6 separate regions of the Mus musculus genome follow, and regions 1, 2, 3, 4 and 5 are each linked to region 6. A link is a loop called in an ENCODE intact Hi-C map of the cell type or tissue named here. Cell type or tissue: left cerebral cortex. All regions are shown on one strand.

Region 1 (4,000 bases), 180 kb after region 6:
GATATTGTTTTTAACTAGGCATACGATGCCATTTCAATATTATGATGGCTATTGCCAACATTTGTGACCATGTTGGTAGCCGAAGTCAAAAGTCATACTGATTGCATCTCAATAAGTTTTATTTATTTATTCACCTATTTTTTTTTCTTGGCTGCTTCCTAGGTTACAGGCTAACCTGGAGAGTGGGTCTGTGGGAAGAGATATGAGAAGGTCAGGGTGGTCCATCTTGTCAGTATACTGAGATTTAGAGTGGCTGTTCTATACTACTACCATCCCAGAACATGTCAGTTATCTTTCCCTAAGGCTGGTGAATGGCCCAAGTTACCAATAAAGTACTTAATTTCTCTGTGAGAGGTCCTTACTGTTCTGAGATGACTGTACTGAGCATTTTGCTGTTGCAGTATTTGTCATTGCCACAGAGTTGACATGTTCATACTGATCCCAGCCTCAATCCCTCATGAGAATGTGCATATGGTTATTAGGGAACTCAAGGCTCTGTGTGTCTTTGTCACACACCCACAGCACCTCTCCTGTTCTTCTTCTGACTTCTGAGATCTTACAGATGCTGGGCCTCATGAGGTATCCTGTCTAGTTACTATGTCACCTGCTGTGTCTCTTCAGGGGAAAGCACAGATTAAGCCTGACACATTGCTATGTCTATGGTATATTTTAGCACCATCATCAAAGTCTATGCCAGTAAAGTAGGCCACAGCCCATAGGCCTCAGTTTGTAATGAGATGTTTACGCATAAGGCTATTTATACTTTTCTTATCACCTCTTATGTTACTAAGGTTTCAGATCCTGTAATAAAACAAATGAGAGAATCATTCAAAAACTTGGGAAAGGTTTATTTGGGACCATGGTTTAGTAAATGTTCATTGTTGCTTGGGGTCATCATAGTGGGGAGTGTGGAACAGAGAAATGCTGCCCACTCCATGACAGCCAGGAAACAGAAAGAGGGAGATCAGGAGCAAAAGGGGTAGAGAGACAGAGACAGAGAGACTTCATGTCCTCCTAGAGATCTAATGTCTTTCCACTAGACTGAACCTTGTAAAAGTTGCAGCATCTCCTAGTAGCACCATAGTTTAGCAATCAAGCTTTTGCTACATGGTCTTTGGGTGACATTTCAGTCCTAAAACATCGAACTACAGTAGAGTGAGTACCCTCTTTCAAAATCTTGGGGGTCCCACACAGATTGGTGCTAAGTTTCCAGTCTCTATTTGAACCCTGGGATTTTTAGAGACAAGATGGTGTACCCATGGTCAGTATTGTGTAAGACACAGCTAGTAATTACATTACAGGTAGAAGCGATTGCCCTTGCTGGACCTGAATTAGACACACATATGATGTATATGTATGTGTGTGCATGTGTATATATGTGTATGTATAAATTTATTCCATAGGTTATGTGACTCTGGAGAAACATGACTAAGATGCCTTCTAACTCATGAGTGCACAGAACATATTACTATTCCAAAGGGATAAAAGGGAACAGAATGAGGAAATATTGGCCCAAAGAAAGACTAAAAAACAGCAGGGCAAATTCTAAATTCTGTCTCTCCATGTCCAGTGTTAAAGCATTTTTCAGGACTTCAATTCCTATGGCTTTGTTGACTACAGCATACTTTTCTCTCTTAGGCTGGTTCCACACCGATCTGCAGCTTTCCCTAGAAGATATCTCATTATCCTAACATCTCTAACACCTTGGGGTCACTAGCATTATTCAGGATTCATCCCCATAGTTTCACACAATGTTTTTATTGGCTCTCCAAGCAGGGACACTCCTGTCACATGCCTAGCCTCTGCAGCTTTCCTTAGTCACACAGGAAGATCCCATAACCCCTTTCTTATGTTCTTGACTCTAAAACCAGAACCACTTGGCTGAAGTTGCCAAGTTCTACGGCTTGCTGTGGCTGGAACTTGGCCCCCTCTTTCCATCACATTTGCATCAGCTTCCTCTTGTTGCTGGTTTCCTTCAGTGCTTCAGCTTTTCTTCAATTCCTTTTCACAAATTGGAAGCTTAGCTGGGTAGGGTCTTACCCAAAGGTCTCCACTCTCTTTATTCCATGTAGTATCACAACTTTTATTTTTTATGTTTTGAAAACCATTTGGTATCATGCAATAAAAATGAGTATAGAGATGTTTGTAGGCTCATTTGGTTTTTGGGTAATAGATTCTATTCAAGGCTCCCCTCACCCCAGTACAGCTTGAAAACCACCTGACAGTAATTAAATTATTTCAGCATCTCACTCCCATCTCCCACACACATTTTCCCCTTTTGTTTTGTTATTTGGCATTATGTACAATTTAATCTTCTTTAAAGCAACCAGCATAGCCACCCACAACTACACATGCTCACTCTAAATCTGAGCCTTGGGGATGGGAAGGACGAATCCCTCCCCTTTCCCTCACAGGTTGTAAATTGGTTATTCACATTTTCTTGGATGAGAATTTTAAGCACTGCACAGCATCTTCATAAGCACACACAGCAGATGGCTGGGAATACTGTGTGATAAGAAGAGGGAGCCAATTTCTTCAGTTATTTTCACCTCCTGAACACATTCCAAAGAAATGCAGCGGCATATTTTAGGGTATCTCTACAAGACCCCTTTCCTTAAATATGAATATAATTTGCTGCTGTGTTCACTTTAAGATGGACTCCTTTTGGGGCTGTCTTTATTGTAAGAGATCTTGTAGTATTTTTGCATAAAATTAAACTTTTGTTCAAAGCTCTCCTGGGTGTTGCTGCCTAGGAATTAACCCAGATGTTGCTTCTCCACATTCAGAGTGGCTATGAAACAGGAGGCAATGAAGCCTGATATTCAGATGACTGCCAGTGACCTTCATGCTTCTCTCTTGTGTAATGACAGGATCCAGAGAAAGGAAAAAAAAATCCAGGTCACCTAGTTTGATCTGTGAACTGGCCTCAACCTTTATCAACTTGAAAACTTTAGGCATGCTTCTTAGAGTCCAGATAATTCTGAGAAAAGGTATAGCTATTTTTACCTACTGGATGGTTGTTGACATGATGAGAGATTATATAGATGAAGCTCTTTCCTTATGTGTTCATTAATGGTGATGAAGTTAATACGTCAATAGTAGGGAATAAGATGTACCTGGTTGCCATCCTCAAGAGCATTCTTTCTTCATAGACATCTTACAGGTAAGTCTTTGGGGATAACTCCTGCTTGTCAGCAAAGCTTTAGGGAGCCTTAGCTCAACCAGAAATGATCCTTTGGCCTCATGTTTTCTCCACATACGTCATTTTTTTTCCTTTTTTTTTTTTGCTATGATTGAAATTTTTGTCTAATATTTGTCCATGGACTTAGTTTAATATCTGAAGAAGTTTGTTTATATGGATAATTCTTGTTGTACAAGTGTGTTTGGAAATAGGCCAAGTTCATTTGGTCTGTTTTTCTAAGACCATAAATCAGTGATGGCATGCAATAACTCGCATTAAGAAGCAGAAGGCAGGGCTAGAGAGATGGCTCAGCGGTTAAGAGCTCTGACTGCTCTTCCAGAGGTGCTGAGTTCAATACCCAGCAACCACATGGTGGCTCACAACCATCTGCAATAGTATCTTATGCCCTCTTCTGGTGTCTGAAGACAGCAACAGTATATTAATATACATATAAATAAACAAATAAATAAATCTTTTTAAAAAAAAGAAGCAGAAGGCCTTTTGAGTTAATGCCTCAGGAGAGTTGATGCAGACAGACTAAGTCTTCTGTGGACTAAAGGATCTAGAGAATTGGGCTAAATTATAATTCTAATGTTATACTGCCGTATATCATGGCCACTAGATACAAGTGGCTATTCAAATTTAAATGAGTGCAATAAGAGCAGCAGCAGCAGCAACAACAACAATATCAACTCAGTTGTACTAGGCAGAGTAGATACATTTGGCCAGTGCTATCATAGAAGACAGTACGGAGACAGAACACTGCTGTCATTGTAGATATTTGTAGAATGTTCATTTGGACAGCACTGTTGTGCTTGG
Region 2 (4,000 bases), 170 kb after region 6:
AAAATAAAAGGTGTGAGAAGAAGGAGCCTGGGTAATGCACGTCTGGTCTCACCCTGCTCCCCAAGCCCCTACCCTGTGACCTGCTCCCCCATACAGGTTCCACCCTCCAAAGCTTTTACAACCCCTCACAATCAGCTGAGGAGATGACTCGTATTTAAACTATACAAATTCTGTTTTTGCCTGATTTTGAATGAAAGTAAGGACATAACTACTCTGAATATGGTTGTGGAATCATAGATCTGAGAGAGAGCTTAGTCAGAAGGATCTGGAAGAGGAGAGAGGCAGAGGAGAGTAAGGGAGGGAGGGAAAAGAGAGAAGAGGAGAGAAAGACACACATACAACACACACACATACACACACAGAGACAGAGAGACAGACAGAGAGAGGCGGTCAGGGAGCACAAAGAGGCCAAGAGCAAGTCAGCCAGAGCCACAAGAATGTGTGGGCAAAATAGCTGGCTTATATAGGAAAAGGAGAAGCATAAAGGAAATGAAGTGTAGGCCAGCCCCTGGGCTGGAGATGTTTAGAAGAGGGGCGGCAGGAGAAGTGATGAGAGGAGCCCCTATTAAGCAAGATGTCCTGGCTTTCGCTGAGACCCAGCAAATATTAGATCTTATCTCATAATAAAACAATTCTGGAGGTTTATTATAAAACTGGAAATACTCTTACATGGGATCCATCCATCATTCTTCTTGGTATTTACTCAAAGGAATCGAAGGAAGATCCATGTCCATCTTAAAGCCCCCACACAAGTTTCCAGTGGCTTTGTTGAATTTGCCAAATTGCTGGCAACTAAGATATCCTCCCACAGTTAGATTTTTGTCAACTCAAAGAACATGACTTTGGATAGAGCAAAGGCTTTATTTTGGGCATATGGATATTTTCCTTTGGCTCAAGTATGCAGGGCCAGCTTTGATCACATGAATTAAACTAAACCATGATACCCATCAGGGAAAATTAGAGTATCCTCAAGTTTTGGTTGTTGGAGTACTTCATAAGATGAATTATTAGGGCTTTTAAAATATTTTGAAGCATTCTAGGTTTGAGCTGCATTCAACAGCTTTTCCCAGTGTGACAGATCACAGTGCAATATCATAAAAAGGTGTTTCCCCAGAATAAATTTAAAGGCCATCTCTTCAAAAGGTACCCCCCAGGATTTCAGGACCATCTGTGCTTTTCTCCTCTGGTTACTGTGACAGTGACTGTCAGCCCTGCTCTGCCAGTCCCAGGTTGAAAGCCATTCTTAGTCTGTAAAGACAGAGTTTTGGATAAGCACTTGCCATTGCCAAGCTAAGTTTCTCTCTCCTGATCATTATTCTCTATTTCATTTAGAAAACAATGCTAATGACTAGATTTAATCCTCATGGTGGTAAAATGTAACAAAACACATCTATTCCTGCTTTTCAGGACATTTGCTTTTGTGATGTGTGAAGCATCAGTAGAATTGTTCAGAGGCTAGGCTGAGCCTGTGTGCTTTGATGATTTTCATTTATCTTCTATTCTTCAGTTCTTAGAAGTGCTAACAAATGATATTAATTATTTTAAAATGTGCATATTTGCAAATGCAATATTGTACTTGCTTGAATCGGTGACAGCTCATAGTCCATGCAGGGTACAGCCCGATCTTTTGCAGACACTATTACCATATGGTATTATGCATGCAGAACTGTGCTTGTATGGTTTTGATGTTATGGGAAGTAGCAGGCTGTTTTCTTAATTTTCATAAGTTGCATATCCCCCTAAAGACTCATTATGAAAAGACACATTGAAGTGAGTGGTGTCATTACAAGATTGTTCTTGCTTGCCAACAAGCCACGCAAGGAGAAAAAAACATTCCTGACAATTTCTGAGATTCGATCATTAGAAATCACTTCTGAAATTAATGAGATGCTAGAAAAAGGAGCCAAACAGATTGTATCAGATGCAGGGCTCCAAGGGGGCTATAAACCAGGACAAGCGATTGAGTGTAGGCAGTAGTTTTCATGATCATCTACTTTCTTGCTGCTACTTCTTCAGGATGAACCCAAGCAGATCCACAATTATAAGCACTCACATGAATACAGAACACTCTGACCCAGAGGAAACTGTAATTAAATTAACAGCTAAAACTTGAGGTTTTTTACTCTCTCTCTCTCTCTCTCTCTCTCTACTCTCTCTCTCTCTCTCTCTCTCTCTTTCTTTCTCTCTCTCTCTCTCTCTCTCTCTCTCTCTCTCTCTCTCTCTCTCTCTCACACACACACACACACACACACACACACACGGGCACGTGCACACACACACACAGCTACAAAAGAAATTCTTCAACTACAACCCAGATTTTCCTCCAATATTTTCCACTACCTCCCTGCTACATTGTCTCTACCTGCTGGGTGTCTTCTGTAGTGCATACTTCTGTCTCCATGGAGACAGACAGCTCTGAGGGTAAAGCCATCTGGACTCAAACCTCACCCCAACCCCCAACTTCCTGGGATCAGTCTGTTTTTTGATCATAGAGCAGAGAGGTAGAAAACTTACCTTCTCACTAGGAAAGCAAAAATTTGTTGGCCACCTGAAATCCTCATTCCCTGTGGTCCTGAATTCAGTCAGGCAGAAAACGGAAAAGAACACCATTTGTTTCCTGTGAGGTTAGGAGAGCAGCCTGTTTGCTGGGAGGATAAAAAGGCCAAAGAGAGACTCACAACAGCAAGAAGAAAATTGCCATTCTTGGAAACGTCCACCAGCTGTCCAACTGTTAAGGTGATAGGTTAACTAGAAATCCAAGAAGTGTGTGTCGATCAGGTGCCTCTTTCTCCTTATAATGCACAGTTATTCTAAACAGAAAGGCATCAAAACACGCACAGATGTTGTTTGTTAATGAGTGGAGGAGCCAGGTGATGCATGCAAATGCTTGTTTTACTGAAGAGGCCTGCAGATCTGCAGAAAAAGCACAGACTTTCAAGCTCGAGACATCTCTGCCTTTTTCATTTAGCGGAAATATTTTCATACTGACATTACTGTGAAACTTTATTATTACACTTTTAGGTTTGAATCAAAAACTCGTCCTGCTTATGTGATAGTAGTTTTAATGTGTAAAGAAAAAAAAATTAACCTGTGATGGCTAATGTTCTAAGTGTAAAACCTGGGCGTTAAGAGATCTATAAAACAGAAATGTCCCTAACCTGTAAGCTCCACTCGCTTAAGAACGCTGGGGGCTATTGTTCATGTAAGTTAACAAGCCCACATGGTTTCCTGTCTGTAAGCAAGCTGGGTTGCCCCAGTTATGCAGGATCACATGTAGGCAGGAAGTGTGCTTGATCACACAAATGTAGGCAGGAAGTACAGGATGAATGCTTGCCTCTGATTGGATGCTGGCAGGAAGTTTGTAGCCGTTTGCATTTTGCATGTATTAGTTCCTGACTGATATAGTTCAGCACCACTTTTTGAGCTCGTGTCTCAAGTATGGACCTGGCCAGTATCCATGGTCCTGATTAGTTTTTAATAAAGCCTTTTATTCCTTAAGAATTTATTAATTGTCAAACTGGTGAATCTCTGAGCGAAGCTAGAACCATACAAACCAAATGCGTTAAGTCTGGAAATGCCATAACTTCTGGGCATTATAAGTTGTTCTAATATTGGAGGTACCAGAATTGCCCTCAACAGTTGTACAGAAAGGCATGATTGCCTTGTGATGTGCACTGATAACTCCACAAATCTGGTATCAGACTAGCAGGAATTTGTGACTGATGTGTCACAGTGGATCTCTGAAAGATGTTTTCAGCAGTTGGCTGACTTGCACAATACCTGCTTTGCAGACCCTGTCTTTGTATGGATCTTGTAGGAAGGCTGGGAGATGGGAACAGTTATGCTCCGTGAAGCTCAGTGAGGTTAAATAAGGTACCTAAGTTACTCAGGTAGTGAGAATCTCAGACCTACCTACCTTCCTTCCTTCCTTCCTTCCTTCCTTCCTTCCTTTTTCTTTCTTTCTTTCTTTCTTTCTTTCTTTCTTTCTTTCTTTCCTTTT
Region 3 (4,000 bases), 100 kb before region 6:
CAGAGTGAGATGTTCAAGACAAAGAAAGACAAATATGGGATGTATTTGGTTTTATATGGATATTAGCTGTTAATTCAATGATAACCAAGCTACAATCTGTAGAACTATAAAGGTTAGGTATAGAGAAAGGGGCAAGGAGGGGTCAGGTAGATCTTGTTAGGAAAGAGAAATACAATGAATACTTATGGGAGGATCAGTGAGAGGGGAGGGGAATGGGAGATGAGGGAGGGGTTATGTGAAGAGGCAGCTAAAATTAAAGGCCACTTGAGGGGTATTATGAAAACCTAATGTAGTAGAAGCTTCCCTAAAATATATACATGAAGGTGATCTACATAAAATCTCCAAGTAATGGGGGAGACAGAGTCCCAACAGGCATCTCTTGTCACCAAATAGAGCTTTGGCTACCAGGATTGGTTTACATCTAATTGAGTTCTTAGCCAATGGAGTCCTATGGAAATTCCCAAACAACACAGGCTGTTGCCAAACTTTATGTTGCCACAAACTAACATCAAGACCCATTACTGAAGACAACACCCACAAAACTCATTGACCACGGTGAAGGTAAACTGCTGCATACACAGAGCTTTCACCCCGGTGTGTTCTACCATCACTGGTACAAGTAGGGACTCTGTATACTATCAAAAGATAAATGTAAATGCCAAACCATCTACAAAATCACCGATCAACAATGGTGTCCTGCCTGAAAGATACGCTGGAGCAATTGTGTCACAAAGTATGCTCTATCATATAGAATCTATCATGCCCAACACTGCTTGGGTGACTGAGAACCGGAGAATATAAAGAGACCAGCATCCTAGGGGAAAACCAAATATTAATCTTCTTCAAAAAAAAGTAGTAATAAAATAACTGCTAATGACAATCTGCTATACTCATAGATCAGGGTCTCTTGCTCAGCCACCATTAGAGAAATTTCCTCCTACAGAGAATGGAAAGAAATGGTGTTCCACAGTCAGACATTATGCAGAGTGTGAGATACCTTAGAACACTTAGTCCTAATAGACTATCTCCATCAAATCCTTCCTCTCAGAGCTCAGGGAACCCTGCAGGAGAGGAGGAGGAAAGAATACAAGACCCAGAGTAGATGGAAGACACCAAGAAAACAAGAGCCTATCAATCAACAAGATCAAAGCTCCTATGAGCTCAAAAGGACTGAGCCAGCATGAATAGTGCCCAAACACCAGATTCTTTGTGCTTATCTTATGGCTTCCAATTTAGTGGTTTTATGGGATTCCTGAGTATGGAAGCAAGTCTTTCTCTGAGAGTTAGGCCTTCTCTTGGGCTCTTTTCCTTGTTTGTCTTCTCCAAATCTGATGTTAACTATTGTTTTATCTTATTTCATTTTATTAGTATCTCTTAGAAGCCTGTTTTCTAGTGTGAGAAAGGGAGTGAATCCAGAAGGGAGGGGAGGTGGGAGCAACTGGGAAGAGTAGAGGGACAGGAAGCAGTATTCAGGATATATTATGTGAGAAAGGAATTTATTTTCAATAAAAGGAAGGTGAATGGGGGTGTGGTATAAGGGGTAAAATGACTATACTAAAACCAGTTGTTACCTAGGCCTAGTGAAACAAATAAAACTAAATGGATACAAGATAGCAACATGTAATGTCACTGTGACACAAAACAGAAAGACTGCTGTAAGTATTTTGGTTATTAAAATCACTGGGAACACTAAGATCTTTTAAAGAATAATTTTGTTATTTCTATGTCTAAACTAAAATAATAAAACAGAAATATGAATATAAAAAGGTTTTAAAAGTATATTTTAATATTTATTGTTACTCTTCCATAACAAACTTCCCATTAATTTAAACATTAAACTTTTTAAAAAGCAGCAACACTTTAAATTATGGCATGTGCTCCTCAAACATTGTCAACTTTGATTTGTTTGATTGTTCCTTTGTTGTTTTTTGAGACAGAGTTTCTCTGTGTAGTAGTGGCTATACTGGAGCTCACTCTATAGACCAGGCTTGCCTGGACCTCAGGGATCCACTTGTCTCTGCCTCACAAGCTCAGAGATTAAAGGCGTGCGCCACCAATGCCCATCTCAGCTTGGATTTATACTGTATAATATTGTCTCGCCTCCAAATAGTCTGAAACTGTACAACTCCAAATGTGATTTTAAAAAGTCTACCCGTACTTACCAAGTGTGTTCATTAAAAACTAATTCATAGGAGTGAATGCTGTATCTTGCCTAAAATGTACCAATTTCAAAGCAAAATAGAGATCAGAATCATCAGTCAGTGTCACTGGCTTTGTGACATGAGCACCCTTATTACCCCATTCTTACCCACTGCAAGGGACAATTAAATGCAAATGTATGAAATGAATTCCCTCAGTCTGACACAGCATTTGACACTCTTTCTTTTTCTAAATCTCTGATCCATAGATAGCATCCCTTTTGACAAGTCATTTGATGAAAGGCTTGTTTGTGTATTTTATGTGTAGGTGTAAGCATACCAAAAGAGGGCAGCAGATACCACTATGGATGATTGTGAGCCACTATCTGTTTGATGAGAAATGAGCACAGAACCTTGGGAAAAACAGTAAGTGTTCTGAACAGTTGAGTCCTGGACAAGGCATTTTGAATGATCATAATACAATGTACATATTTCAAACTCTGAGATTTCAAATACCACTTAAATAAGCAATGTACTCAAATTTGTTTTTCAGAATTGATAACTAAAAGCATGTCTAAAAATAAAAAGGTTTTCAGAATTGATAACTAAAGGCATGCCCGAAAAATGAAAAGTTCATGAAAAATAATAATTAAAAAGAGAAGAGCAGATGAAAAGGAACATCACAGTAAATATCAAAAAGTTGGTATGACAATTACCCACATTGAACAAAGATTCTCACTAAATACAGTAGTGTGAAAGCAGGTTATACAACAAGACCTTTGCTGAGAACTTATATCAATGCAGTCATTCCTACCTTATAACCAGGTCCTAATTGATGAACTGCAAATATCTGTGCTGGGTTAAGAGCTTCACTGAACACATACACAGCCCCAAGCTGGCCACAGAACACCCTATTGGCATCAGCAGTTTCTGAAGATCCAAGAAAGCACTTGTCATAGCTCTATTTTTAAAAGTCACAAAAAATAAGTTATTATTTTGTAGTGACAGAATATTTAAAATGCATTTCTTCATTAACAGAAACATTTAAGATACTAACAATAGTGAAAATGCTATTTTGGGTATTTTTCAAATGTTTCAATAATAAAAGTAAATAAACAAGTTTTAGAAAATAAAATCAGTTAAATAGAAGTTAAGAGCACAACCATCCATCACACCCTCAGACCTGACCACCTTTTCAAATTGTAGCAATAACGACAAAGATTGTGTAATTGTTTATAACTGAATTTTGTAATTCAGAAACAAAATGTGTTTACTGAAGCAAAGATAATTTTAAATTGCTAATAATTCACAACTGATCAAATTTAGAGAGAAAATAAATCAAAAGAATGACTTTGCCAAATCTTAACTATAAAACCATAGGAATAGATTTTTTTAAAATTCTACTTCATTTCTCAATATGGATGAATAGGCAACCCCCATTTTCTGCACTAAATAAGCAAGAATGAAGAAAATCAGTTTGTTCTGCATAGGGATTATATAGAAGCAAAAACAATGATTCACTATCTCGCGAATATTATTCACCTAAAGGATCTTTCATCTAGAAAGCCTGGCACACCTACATCCTTTCAACACCAGCCAAGGAAGGCAAAGACAGTAGGTACTAACCACTATCCTCTCTTGTCACCACAGGATATCCCACACTTTAATTTGAATAAACACACTAATATTCAGCTATCAAACTAGACAGAGTCATAGAGAAATCGATCACTACATAGGTCTGTCAAATATGAGATCCCATTTGTGCTTCATACAATAGCAAAAAAAAATAGTAGTAAGGTGAATGGAAGAGAAAAACAAGAACTTATCGTTCAACATGTGTAATTTAAACTGTGCAAACTAAA
Region 4 (4,000 bases), 85 kb before region 6:
GCTAACTGGCTTACTTATGGCTCAGCATGCTTTCTTATAGAACCCAGGACCACCAGCCCGGGGGTGGCCTCACTCACAATACCCGCCCCACCCTATATTTTTTATTTAAGAAATATTTTTTTATTTATTTAAAAAATATATTTTTTATTTAAGAAAATGCCCTATTATAGGCTTACTTACTACCTGATCTTATGGAGACATTTCCTTAACTGAGGATCCCTCCTCTCTGATGATTCTAGTTTATGCCAACTTGACATAAAACTAACCAGCAGAGGAGTAGAAACTTCTCCATTTAATTTGCTAAGTATATTCAATATGTTGTGCACAACTGTCAGTTGTTGGAATCACACTTAAGAGTTTCCACTTTTAGTTCCTATTTTCTAGTTAAATAAATTTGTAACGCATTCCTTTGGAAAAACTAGCTGGGAGTGAAAACACAAAACACACACACACACACACACACACACACACACAGGGGCGGGGGGTTAATAATCAGCACTGTACTACTCCCCAAACAAAGCTGGTAAAAATAAGAATCAATTTTCAAAGACTTCTGGACTCTAGCCACAACCAAATAAAGAAGCTACTACTCTTGTTAACAACACTGTAGATTATTAAATAATTTGCCTACTGTCTCACCATTCCTTGTACCCTAAACTGACAACAATATATCATAAAGCCTGGGGTGTAAGGACTGCTAATTCCAGAGGCAGCAATGTCATCCCTATTCACAAAGACATTCATGGATTTCCATCTGTTTGACAACTCCAAGAAAAGGCACAAAGAATTCCCTTTTGTTTCCACTACAACAGTTTTCCAGGGCTAGCTGACTGCTAATGACATCTGGAGGTAGAAGAACCGGCATAGCAGCCTGAAGCAAGAGGTAACATTGTGTCAAGAAAGAAAATATTCGTGTGGATAAAGGAGAATTGTAAGGTTGTGAAGTCTCTTTAATGTTCCCAGGTGCTGAAGGGAATTAGGTAAGTCATAACCCGCCTGAGCACGAGCACATTCAGAACAGGAGCTGTGAGGCTCAGGCTCTGACCTCCAGTCAGCCCCTAGGCGCTACAGGATGCAGAACCAGTCCCCAGGACTGAGCAGTTTCATTTCCTTCCTGTTTCCTTTTCCTTTTCTTCTTTTCTAATTCTAAGCATTACAATAACTGTCAAAATGGGAGCCAAAGAAACAAAAACAGAATTTAAGGGTTCACAAGCAAGAGAGAATGCAAACGTTTAAAATGCTTAGGAGAATCACTGTAAAAACAAAACCAAAAAAAAAAAAAAAACCAGAAAAGAAAAGAAAAAAGAAAGAAATGAAAAGAAAAAAAATAGAAATATAGGTCTCATATCAAACATTTCTACATTAAACTTTTAAAAAAACAACCAATTACCAAGGCTTGAAATAACTAAATACAAGAATAGCTGTTTAGTGTTGATATGAGGCCCTGGGTCTAACTCCCAGCAGTGTAAAATGATTTAAAAGTAAAGTAAAACAAAACAAAACAAAACTCTAAAACCTACAAATAAAAGTATGGTTCATCTAGAAAGAAGAAGAAAGGTTAAAGGAGAAACTAGGAGAAAACGAAAGCATAGGCATGGCTTAGACTCATTAGACAAAAATCTGAATCTAGTTACCTTAAATGGCTCTAATAAAGCAAATCCTGGAGAAGGATGGGTAGACTAGAAGACTAAATTTCCACAAATAGGGATCTATGAAGACACATTATTTAAAAGGACAAACTAGAAGTCTGTGTACTGACCAACACTGAAATGCAAACTAACCAGTAGGTCTGAACAGACAAGAACTTAGATTTTGATAATGTAGTAGTTTGAATAGTTTTGCCCCTCATAGATCCATGTTTTTAAATGCTTGGCCCACAGGGAATGGCACTATTAGGAAGTGTGGCCTTGTTCGAGGAAGTTTGTCATTGTGGAAGCTGGACTTTGACATTTTCAATGTTCAAGCTAAGCCCAGTGTGAAACAAATTCAGTCTCCTCCTAGCTGTCTTTGGATAAAGATGTAGAGCTCTCAGCTCCTCCAAAGCTATGTCTGTCTGCAAGCTGCCATACTTCCTGCTTGATAATAACAGGCTAGAACTCTGAAAGTGTTAGCCAGCCCCAATTAAATGTTAGTCTTTATATGAGCTGCCTTTTTCATAGTTCCTTCACAGCAATAAAACCCGAAATAACACAGATAGCATCCTTTTACTTTTCATTAATTTTCTCAAAGTGAAATTACAAAAATGTGCTTGTTGTAATTTTTTAAGATTTATTTAATTTTATGGGTACAGTGTAACTGTCTCCAGACACACCAGAAGAGGGACCCATTACAGATGGTTGTGAGCCACCATGTGGTTGCTAGAAATTGAACTCCGGACCTCTGTAAAAGCAGTATCCAAAAGTTTTCTGAGTGTGCTCCCCTCATTTAAACAAGCAAAAAATAAGTACTTTTTAAAGGTCTGTATTATGCTACCTAACTTGTTTCACATTATTTTTCACATTATTTTTGTCTCTTGAAAATTAGCATACAGAGTGTGATGGTTTAAATAGTAATAGCCCATATAAACTCACGTGTTTGAATGCATGGTCCATTAGGAGATTTGACACTGTTGGAGTAGGTGTGGCCTTGTGGTAAGAAGTGTGTCATTGTAGAGACAGGCTTTGAGGTCATATATGTTCAAACTATGCCCAGTTTTGTACACGGTGTCCTGCTGCCTGCAGATCATGATGTAGAACTCTCAGCTCTTTCTCAAGCACCAGGTCTGCCTGGACTTTGCCATGCTTCTTGCCATGATGATAACTAAACCTCTGAAACTGTAAGCCATCCCCAATTAAATGTTTTTCTTTATAAGAGTTGCCATGGTCATGGTATCTCTTCACAGCCATAAAATCCTAAAAGTATTGAGTTTAACTGTGGTATTTTCATATATACCTTGCCCTTTTGTTGGGATCTCTTAAAATTACATATTTTTAATAATTTCATACATAAATACAACATACTCAGCTCATATTCACTCTTTTCCCACCTTCAGCTCTTCCCAAAACTCCCCCAACTATGTCCTACATCCAACTTGCTGTCCTCATACTTTTCTAATATTTCACTGAGAACAATCAGTGACAGCTGTATGAGTATCAGTGTAGAACCATCAATGGGAGCTCAGCACCTACCCTGGCTCCCAACCTCAGCAGCTATCAACTTCCAAATACTCTTCTGTTAGGGGTAGGGCAGTGTTCTATCTGTGCTTGGAGCCTTGACTGCTCAACAAAATTCCATTATGAGAATCATGCTTTCTTTCTTTTTTCTCTCATCTATTTCTGGATATCTAACTTGGTTCCATTTCTTAGTTACTCTGCATAATGTGGCTATAAATGTGAATGTGCAAATATCGCTATGGTAAGGCATAGTATCCTTTGAGTAGTATAGCTGGATCCTATCATAAGTAGTTTTATTCTCAGTGGTTTTTAGAGGCCATATTGATTTCCACAGTTACTGTACCAGTTTACATTCCCATCATCAGTAAATAAGAATCCCTTTTCTCCACATTTGTTGTTCTTTGTTTTCTTGATATTAGCCATTGTTACTGGAGTGGATATGTGTAGATTGTTATCTGTAAGCAGGTGAAGGCAGGTGAAAGATAAGGCTAGATAGAGCCTGTGATTGGGCAATGGGAAAAGAAGTCAGGCTGAGAATTTTAGAGGAGTACAGAGAGACAGAGGGACAGAGGGGATGACATAGAGTAGCAGACAAGATGGAACCTATATGAAAGGAAGAGGAGCCAGAACCACACAGTCCTGGGAACTTTAAGTATTGGGGATTTCTTAGATAGATGATTAAATATAAGTAGGTAGTTTGCCCTATCTAGGGGCAATTGAGTTTTGAGCTCATTGTGTGGGTGTTTTATGGGTTGAGACTTTACTGACATAAATCTGACTGACATATTACAAACTTCTATAGTTTTGATTTTACCAGGCTACAGAGATTTGTGACAGCTAACCACAGA
Region 5 (4,000 bases), 170 kb before region 6:
TTACTTGGATTCTGGATTTTGACTGTGGAGTCTGGCTCCGGGTGTGGTTTATGCACAACTTGAGTACAGACTTGCTCTGTCAAGATCTGAAAGATGAACAATTTGAACTTTGTTTAGAGAAGAAATTAAAAACAACTGCATAATATAGCTTTAGTAAAGAATCTGTCAAAGGTTTTGAATAATTTTAAGTCAAAAGAAATATCCCTCACAAAAGAACTTTCTAAAATTACATATGTCCTTAAACTCTGAAGTCTATATACCTCAAATTTTACTTACTTTGGATAAAGACAAAAGCCAGACACCTTATATATAGAAGAAAAGAATAGTTAGCTAATATAAAATTTGCTCTGTTTGAAATATGCTTTCAGTATGCAATTTTAAGACCTCTGTGTTTTGAATTATAAATATTTGATGTTTTGTGTCATGCTAATTAAAAAAGTCAGTAACTGTTAACAAACCTATGCCTCATACAGAAAAGAAATCTAAAACTTATATTTCTAATTTTGACTAGAATGTAGGCTTAAAACCCTCAAGCAAAACCAGACATTTTGGTTATTGTCCATGCTTAGCACCAAGAGCTGATACATATCAGGAGTCATTATGTGACAGAATGGATAACTCCGTCAAATATAGATAGTCAATGTGGTTGCTCATGTAGCCCAGGTTTAACCATACTTGTCTCATCATTACAGCTAGCTCGCTATCTGTCTGTCTGTCTGTCTACATGCACAAAATTTCAGTAGAGATGAACTCCACTTAGAGCTAATGCTAAACTCTGAACACTCTTTTAAAAACACAGTTCAACTCAAAATCAATACAAAAAAGTCATCAGCCCAAGTACAGTCGCCTGTAGTTGTTGGAAGCTCTTGATTGCATGGCCTAAAAGGTGGAATTTCTCAACCCTTTCCCCTATCTTTTGACTCTTAAATTCTTTTCTTTTTTTTTTTCAAAAAAAAAAAAAAAGAAGAAGAAGAAGAAGAAAGAAAAGGAATCAGTGTTAATTTTGAGACTGGCTATGCAGAGTGCTAAGGTGAAGAGCACAGTGGGAAGAGCGAGGTTAGACACAGGGAGGACGGCTTCTAAGATGGAGAGCATCATGACATCCAGAAAGAAGAGACACACTCTCTTTCCTTTTTTTTTTCCAGACTAAACAGAGGACAGAAAATTTACATAAATAAATGAGGTATATAGACCAAAAATATATCGACTTGAAATAAGACATTGCTCTATTATTACTTCAGTGATAAATACTGGTTAAAATCATCTATACCCATTCTTAAAAATGAACAATGTTAAACTAAATAGTCTCAGAATGCTTTTTTAACAGTGTACTCTAAACATGACTGACTACATAGAGCTGCCATGTGAGATAAAAAATCTCTTGAGATAACATATACCAAAAAAACAGTGGCTGGTATATACCTAAAAGGGGTTTCTATACCTATTTTTCCCCAAAGCCCAAAATATAAGACTCCAGGTCGTTGTTGTTATAAATATGATGATACTCAAAATAGTTGCATACTTGCAGGGAAAACATCAGACCATGTTCCCCTCTGATAGAGTTTTCAAACCTTTCTCAAGCACAAGAGAGCAAGTCACATTTTGCAGAAAACAGAATTTGCTTCAAAGCACCACTGATTTTACTGTTGTCTATGTAAAGCTTTGCTCTATCATGTGACACTGAGGACAGTCATGGTAGTGCATATCCATAAACCTGCTATAAAGATCACAGGGTTCCTGTGTGAAAGCTGAAAGGTTTCACGAGTTACACGGATGTGCTTAGGAGCTGCCTCCAGCACGTATCTGTGAAGAAGCAGTTATGTGCCCACACACTACACTGCCTGATGCTTGCAGAATGGAAAACAGTTGGTAAGTGGAGCTACATTTCTAGCATCAATTTACTTAATTAATGTTCTGGAGATAGGCATAAATGCATGCCTCTATTAAGCAATAAAACATAGTAAACTGTCATTAAGAACCTACGTGAGATTTTAAAAGAGGGAAGGAAATAATGTGTATAAATAGAGAGAGATGAATATAGGTATAAACCTTTTAATCGCAGTTTAAGATTCAAAGAGGTCCCTGAAGATTTTACTGACTTTATGTGAGGCATATACAGTAGATGGAGGAGCCCCCATGATTTCTATATGCTGTCAACATTTTCAATGAAGCCACATGTGACAGGTGGCAGTTGTGTTGGAAAGAGTAGACTGAACTTTAAGCACAGAGGTAACTTTATAAATCTGGTTTTTAATAGATAGACATAAAAGTGCAGTGTTAAGCATTAGATTTTATTTTACTTCATAATTATTCTGTATTCCTTGTTTTATGAGAAGATGTTAGTCTAATGTGCTAGCTCTGGCAGTTTCCTTGGTGGCTTACTGACTCCCAGTGCTCACTGGAGACCCAGTATCTTCGTCATTTTTGTTTTGGTTTGCTTTTAGAAGAGGTTAAGATATTTTCACTGCCTCATAACTTATGTGATGTTGACTAGAACACCTGTACAATAGTATCAGGATTGTTCTGAGGACAATTAGCCACAATGACCATAAAAGAGAATCCAAAGCTGGTTCTTTGAACCTGTTCAAAATCCCATGGCAAGGGATTTCAAGGGCCTAGGGGGTTATTTAATTCTGCTGATTAACTAAACTGGCATAGCATCCAACTGCCCATTTAATTATGTTTGTATCTATAGGCAATTAACACTCTTGGCTTTAACCAGAGAAGCTCTTTCCAGTGAATGGTGGTAAATACAGAGACTCACTGACATTCAAGGTGCTGAGAATAGGAGACAGACAAGTAGTCAAACCTAAACAAGACATTCACAGCCTCTTCTCCAAGGCTCATGAAACACTGAGGCACAGGACACTGAAAGAATTTAAGAATCAGAAGATAGGGGAAAGGGTTGAGAAATTCCACCTTTTAGCCAATGTACATTCATTGCAATCAAGAGCTTCCAATAACTATGGACGACTGTACTTGGGCTGCAGACGGATGCGTCAACAGCCAGGCAAGGATGGAGCAAGTACTCGGGATGCTCACTAAGGAACTATTTCCTTTGGTGGTGGCTTTAATAAGAGTGGCTCCCGCAGGCTTCTATGTTTGGATATTTGGTCAGTAGTTGGTGAAGCAGTGTGGAGGAATTAGGAGGTGTGGTCTTATTAGAGGAGGTGTGTTCCTAGAAGTGGGCTTTGACGTTTCAAAGACTCATGCCATTCCCAATTATCTGTTTACTGCCTACTTCTGGATAAGCATGTAAGTTTTTTGCTACTGATCCAGCACTATGCCCACCTTCATGCCTGATGCCACAAGGTACCATACTGGCCATGGACTCACCCTCTGAAATTGTAAGCCCACAATAAACTCTTCTATAAGTTTCCTTAGCCATGAAAGATACCTACTGATAAATTTAGAGAAGGAATGAGTGTGTGTGTGTGTGACTACTTTCAGTTATGTCCTACCACTGTGACTCATTAAGGCTCCAATATAAAATCCTAATCCTGAGGTAACAAGCATGGCCCTCGTTAAGCTAAATGGGCCACAAAATAAAGGCAAAAGTCACAAATCTTGGAAAAGAACAGGTAATGTAAAGGCACTGAAAAAGAAGGGAGGGAAGAGAATGGGAAAAGAGAGTAAGCCAGAATGCATTATATTCATGTATGAAAATTCAAAGAGCTAAACTAATAAAAAAAAAAACTGGGTAAAAAAGCCTGATTTTATAGTTTAATAGTCACTGTTTCATGTACAAATCATCTCAAATATAAGAGTTTTAAAGTCAACATGAGATAACTTTTATCCTAATAGAATTTTTAGAATATTGACTTAAATATCATAAAATTGGTATAACTAAATTAAATCTATCATGAGTTTAGCTTGTTTGTAACACATGACAGCAGCCCCAAATGATGCAATCTTCAAACTGTGATGACCTAGAAACAGCAACTCATTCAAACACAACCGCACAGTTCAACATTCTTGTTGGTAGTGCTGACTAAGGCCT
Region 6 (4,000 bases):
CTTTGAGTTGACACACTAGCAAAAAGAAGACAAAAAGTACTCCAACTTTTCCACGAATTTCAAAGGTGCAAAAACAACAGAGTTATCTAATCCACGTCTCAGGGTACCACTGCCACAGCAGCAGTTTTCTTTCAATTTTCCAAAGGCACCAAACAGAAATAATTGCTTCTCTGAAAAGTCAGACCTCATGAGTGTTATAAAAATCCCCAGCAAGCATTTTTCTTTATATTCCTGCGACTTCACACCAAATACAATGGTCAACTGACTGTTACTGACTCACACCTTGCCTTCCCAAACCCAGCCTTACTGAATGTCAAAGGCTAGACAATGCAGAGGAAGCCGGGTTTTTAAGAAGCTTTGCTGAAGAAAGGCAAAACCAAAAACAAAAGAAATGCATTTGCAAAGCGCAAAAGCCATGACCTAGCCTCAATTATGCTCTATTTTGGCTCTTCCTCTCCTTCTGCTGGACCAAGTCATCTTCAACATTGTTTAGGTTCTCTGTAGCTAGCGCAGAACATTAAGTCATACACACTTCTGCAGTAACTCTCTTACCATGAAAGGAGCCAAAACCTAGGCTGCCTTTCAAATCTTTCTTCTGGTCTTTATCCTCAAGCCACCGCAACCATAGAAACCAACCTGTAAGATCCGGTGCCCCCCTTACATTTTAACACCTTCTGCGCCCCACACCCGTAAAGGTAAGAGATCAGCATATCTGGAGAGATACTACAAAGAGGTGAAGATTGCCTAGAGATGGAGGTAGGGGTGAGTACAGGCACAACACGCTCCATCACTGCCACGGAATGTATTTAAAGACAGATGCAAAATCTGCATCATTCGTCGTCCTCCCTGGAAAACCCAGCACCCCAGCTGCTCAAGTTGGAACCAGTGCGCTTCTCCCATTTCAGGAGCACGGGAGGGGGTGGGGGCTGGGGCGCTTGGGGGGACTCGGGCTCTAGGGGCCGGGCTGTCACCCTCTCAGAGCCACAACACGGACAATTAAGAGATGGGGAGAAGAAACTCCCAAAGGACCTGAGGGCCGCTTCACACCTCCACTCACGGCCCAGGCCCTAAGGACCGACCACTCGTCGGAAGTGCCGGGTTGAGTTGGGCACCGCGCGGGTGACAGGAGGGAGGTGGCGCGGCCGTGGCTGCGCGCGGGCGGGCGGGCGGGCGGACGGACAGGAGGCTGAGGGACGCGGGGAGGCAGGGCGCGGACGCCCGGGGTTGGGAGGGGGGGCGCTTACCAGGTTGAGCACGGTCTCCACGATGTCCCTGTTGCTGACCTCGCCGACCTGTATGAGTCCGATCAGAACGGCGAATTTCATACGGATGTTGCGGATCGGCACCGAAGGGTTGATCATGCCCGCCGGCAGCACCACCGGGCCGGAGCCGGCCGCCCCCCGAGGCTCCCCCATGGCGCCTCCGCCGCCTGCACCGCCGCCGGCCCCGACGGCCAGGAGCGCGACGGGCTGCGGCTCGAGCCCCGGGCCCGGCTTGTCGCTCGCCATCCGCCCCGCTGCTGAGGAGCTGTGCAGCGCCGCCGCGCCGCCTCCGCCGGTTCCGTTATCCCCGCCGCGGCCCCCGCCCCCCGGCCGGCGCCTCGCAGCCCCAGCATCCACCAGCGCCGCGGCGCCGGGCCCGCTCCCGTCCGCGCCTCAGCCGGGCCCGGCAGCCGTGCGCGGCGCCTCGCCGACCGCCTCCGGGGACAGCCTCAAGGGTCGCTTCCGAGGTCTCCTCCCGGGCTTGCCGCAGCTGTCTCCCCAGCGAGCTCACGGTCCGCCTCAGCGCTCGCCTCACGGAGCTCCTCGCAGATCGCCTCGGCGCTCTCTGCACCGATCTCCCCGGCTCGCTACCGCCGGCCCGGCCCCCCGCGAGGATGCCGCCTCGTCTCGCACGGCCCTCCGCCCTCCGCCGGGGGCCAAAGCTCGGGCCGCTGCCACCGGCGCCGCTGTTGTTGTGAAGCCCCGACGCCGCCGCTCACTCCGCCATGTTGCCGCCCCCTGCCTGCGGTAGCGGCCACTGCGCCTGCGCGCAGCTTGGGGGGGGCGGAGTCCTCGCTGCACCCCCTCTTTCTCCCGGCGCTCCTCCTCCGCATCCCTCACCCCTCGTCCCTCCCCCACGCGCTGGGACCGGGCCGACAGGTGAGCAGGTGCGCGGGGAGGAGTCGCGAGGGGAAGGACAGGGCTCGCCCGTCCGCTCTCCTTCCCCCTCGGCCTCGCCGTGCGGGCCACGTGCGGTGAGTGGAGGGCCACCTGCTCCCGGCCGCCTTTGCCTCCTCCTGGTCCACCTTGGGTCCGCGGCCCCACCTCGCTGCGGGGGTCTGGAGACAGGCCCAATGTCGCCGGGCTCTTGCCACAGCCCGTGGAGAGGCTGACACCTGCTCACACGGGCGCGGCTTAAAATAGATGCTGTCAAACCGGGAGCCTCTCTGCCAAGCTAGTTCTTGAACTCGCCTCCCTGACTACCCTCATGAGGTGGTTGGGTAGGTGCAGCAAATCCCCTGCTAGAAATCCCCAAAGATCCTCAGGTATGATGCCAGTGGGTGGGTGATCTCCCTTTTCCATAGGCGTATGAGGTTCACAAGAATTGTATGAATTATCAAAATACATTGGAGGTCCTCACGACCAGCCTTAGTCCGTGAGAAAATTTCAATTGAAAACATTATAACACGCACATGGCAATATCTCTGATGGCACTGAGTTAAAACCACGTAAGTATGACTGGTGGTTTCTTCCTTGACATCAAGGATATAGTTTCTTTAATATTTCAAGTGGTCAGCCCTTTTCGATAAAGACATATTGCCAGTCACCAGAAACATTAGAAATCCTAAGGTGTATTCAAATCATTTAAATTGTCATCCCAAACAAAGAAATGGTCAGTATACAAATGAATCATAATGCATAATTTATTACTATTCATCTTCTTTGACTGGTAACTCCCATGATACAGGATCTTATAAACATTTCAAAAGTACCATAGGGCAAACTTTCTTAATACCTGTATTTTCAATTAGTTCTTGGTTATATGTTTATTAGTGGTACAAACTCCCACTGAATTGATTAATTTTTTAAAGTAGTTGCACAAAAGTACCTGAAAAAAGTGGTAAATTGGTATGTCTATTTAAACAAAATAGTAATGGAATTATAACATGCTTACATCATTAAAACTGCTTGAGGAATTTGCAGAGCCTTAAGACTTCAGAGTTTGGCAATTAAGAATTCCAGTGATACTAGATGGTTGTGGAGCAAGCCTTTAACCCCAGCACTAGGGAGGTAGAGGCAAGCAGATCTTTAAATTCCAGGACAGCCCTGTCTACAGATTTTAGTTCCAGGACAACCAGGGCTACACAGAGAAACCCTGTATTAGAAAACAAAAACAATAAAAAGAACTGTGACTTTTAGAACTACCAACAATTTCTGTGCCTGGCTCAGGCAAGCATCATCTAGTTCTATAAGAACTACTTCAGTTGCAAATTTAAAATGCCATATCTCTCTTAAGTTATAAAATCCAAGCTGAAAGGTTATCTTAATCTATATATACACACACACATACATATCTGATGTGTACATATATGAAGTACATATAAATAGATATACAGTAAGTTGTACTTCTTGCTTTATTCTAGACATCTTGAATGAGAGCTTTGAGAGAGACTGACAACCTGATCTTCCCTTTTCCTTTTTTAGTGCATAGCTTGACACCCCTTTGACTGCTCTTAATTTTCTGTTATGTGTCTCAGGCAATAGGTGTGTTCATTTCAGTTTTGTTTTCCTTGTTCGTTTTCAGTTACTGGAGATGAAGAACAGGTAAAGAAAATAATCCCTGCTCAAAGTAGAAAAAGCACACTTTATTAAATTTCAGAAATATTTTTAAGCTTGCTAGTAATGTATTCTGTAGATTATCAGCTCCTTGCCCTCTTTAAAAAAAAAAAATTGGGCATGGTTCTGAATCATCCTTTAACTATCTGTGCAATCTACTCAGGCTATGTGAACTTCAGTAT

What was found. A loop is a pair of places that touch in the nucleus more often than their neighbours do. Peaks named below come from ENCODE experiments on the same cell type or tissue, not always from the same donor. Only the 100,000 strongest peaks of a DNase experiment are listed, where the experiment ranks them.
Region 1: a loop joins it to region 6, with 7 times the contacts of the local background. A loop is called at or near these places in 6 of 42 quality-filtered maps.
Region 2: it touches region 6 in a loop (2.6-fold over the local background); 6 of 42 quality-filtered maps call a loop at or near these places.
Region 3: it touches region 6 in a loop (3-fold over the local background); 6 of 42 quality-filtered maps call a loop at or near these places.
Region 4: it touches region 6 in a loop (2.1-fold over the local background); 5 of 42 quality-filtered maps call a loop at or near these places.
Region 5: it touches region 6 in a loop (4-fold over the local background); 8 of 42 quality-filtered maps call a loop at or near these places.

Annotation. Positions count from the first base shown.
Region 1 is chr3:56,360,334-56,364,333 of GRCm38, forward strand. No RefSeq gene overlaps it. Among named protein-coding and RNA genes, the nearest start is that of Gm40054, 4.8 kb to the left of the region's middle. In left cerebral cortex, no CTCF peak of the experiment used is centred here; DNase peaks (open chromatin) are centred at 1,915 and 2,420; H3K27ac peaks cover 1,031 bases.
Region 2 is chr3:56,354,717-56,358,716 of GRCm38, forward strand. It overlaps Gm40054 (a long non-coding RNA gene), which reads right to left and starts at 2,834. Exons shown (of 3, transcript XR_867301.1): 1 at 2,515-2,834. In left cerebral cortex, a CTCF peak has its summit at 2,374; a DNase peak (open chromatin) is centred at 2,442.
Region 3 is chr3:56,076,907-56,080,906 of GRCm38, forward strand. It overlaps Nbea (neurobeachin), which reads right to left. Exons shown (of 58, transcript NM_030595.1): 8 at 2,953-3,099. Among named protein-coding and RNA genes, the nearest start is that of Nbea, 100 kb to the right of the region's middle. In left cerebral cortex, a CTCF peak has its summit at 2,485 (motif pointing right); a DNase peak (open chromatin) is centred at 2,491.
Region 4 is chr3:56,096,344-56,100,343 of GRCm38, forward strand. The region is part of intron 1 of Nbea (neurobeachin); the gene reads right to left. Among named protein-coding and RNA genes, the nearest start is that of Nbea, 85 kb to the right of the region's middle. In left cerebral cortex, a CTCF peak has its summit at 2,307 (motif pointing right); no DNase peak of the experiment used is centred here; H3K27ac peaks cover 270 bases.
Region 5 is chr3:56,009,558-56,013,557 of GRCm38, forward strand. Nbea (neurobeachin) reads right to left here. Exons shown (of 58, transcript NM_030595.1): 19 at 5-86. All of the region lies in intron 6 of Gm31914 (a long non-coding RNA gene), which reads left to right. Among named protein-coding and RNA genes, the nearest start is that of Gm22784, 55 kb to the left of the region's middle. In left cerebral cortex, no CTCF peak of the experiment used is centred here; a DNase peak (open chromatin) is centred at 1,758; H3K27ac peaks cover 690 bases.
Region 6 is chr3:56,181,728-56,185,727 of GRCm38, forward strand. Nbea (neurobeachin) reads right to left here and starts at 1,974. Exons shown (of 58, transcript NM_030595.1): 1 at 1,245-1,974. The coding sequence starts at 1,508. In left cerebral cortex, a CTCF peak has its summit at 2,000; DNase peaks (open chromatin) are centred at 334, 801, 1,582, 2,029 and 1 more place; H3K4me3 peaks cover 2,724 bases; H3K27ac peaks cover 2,224 bases.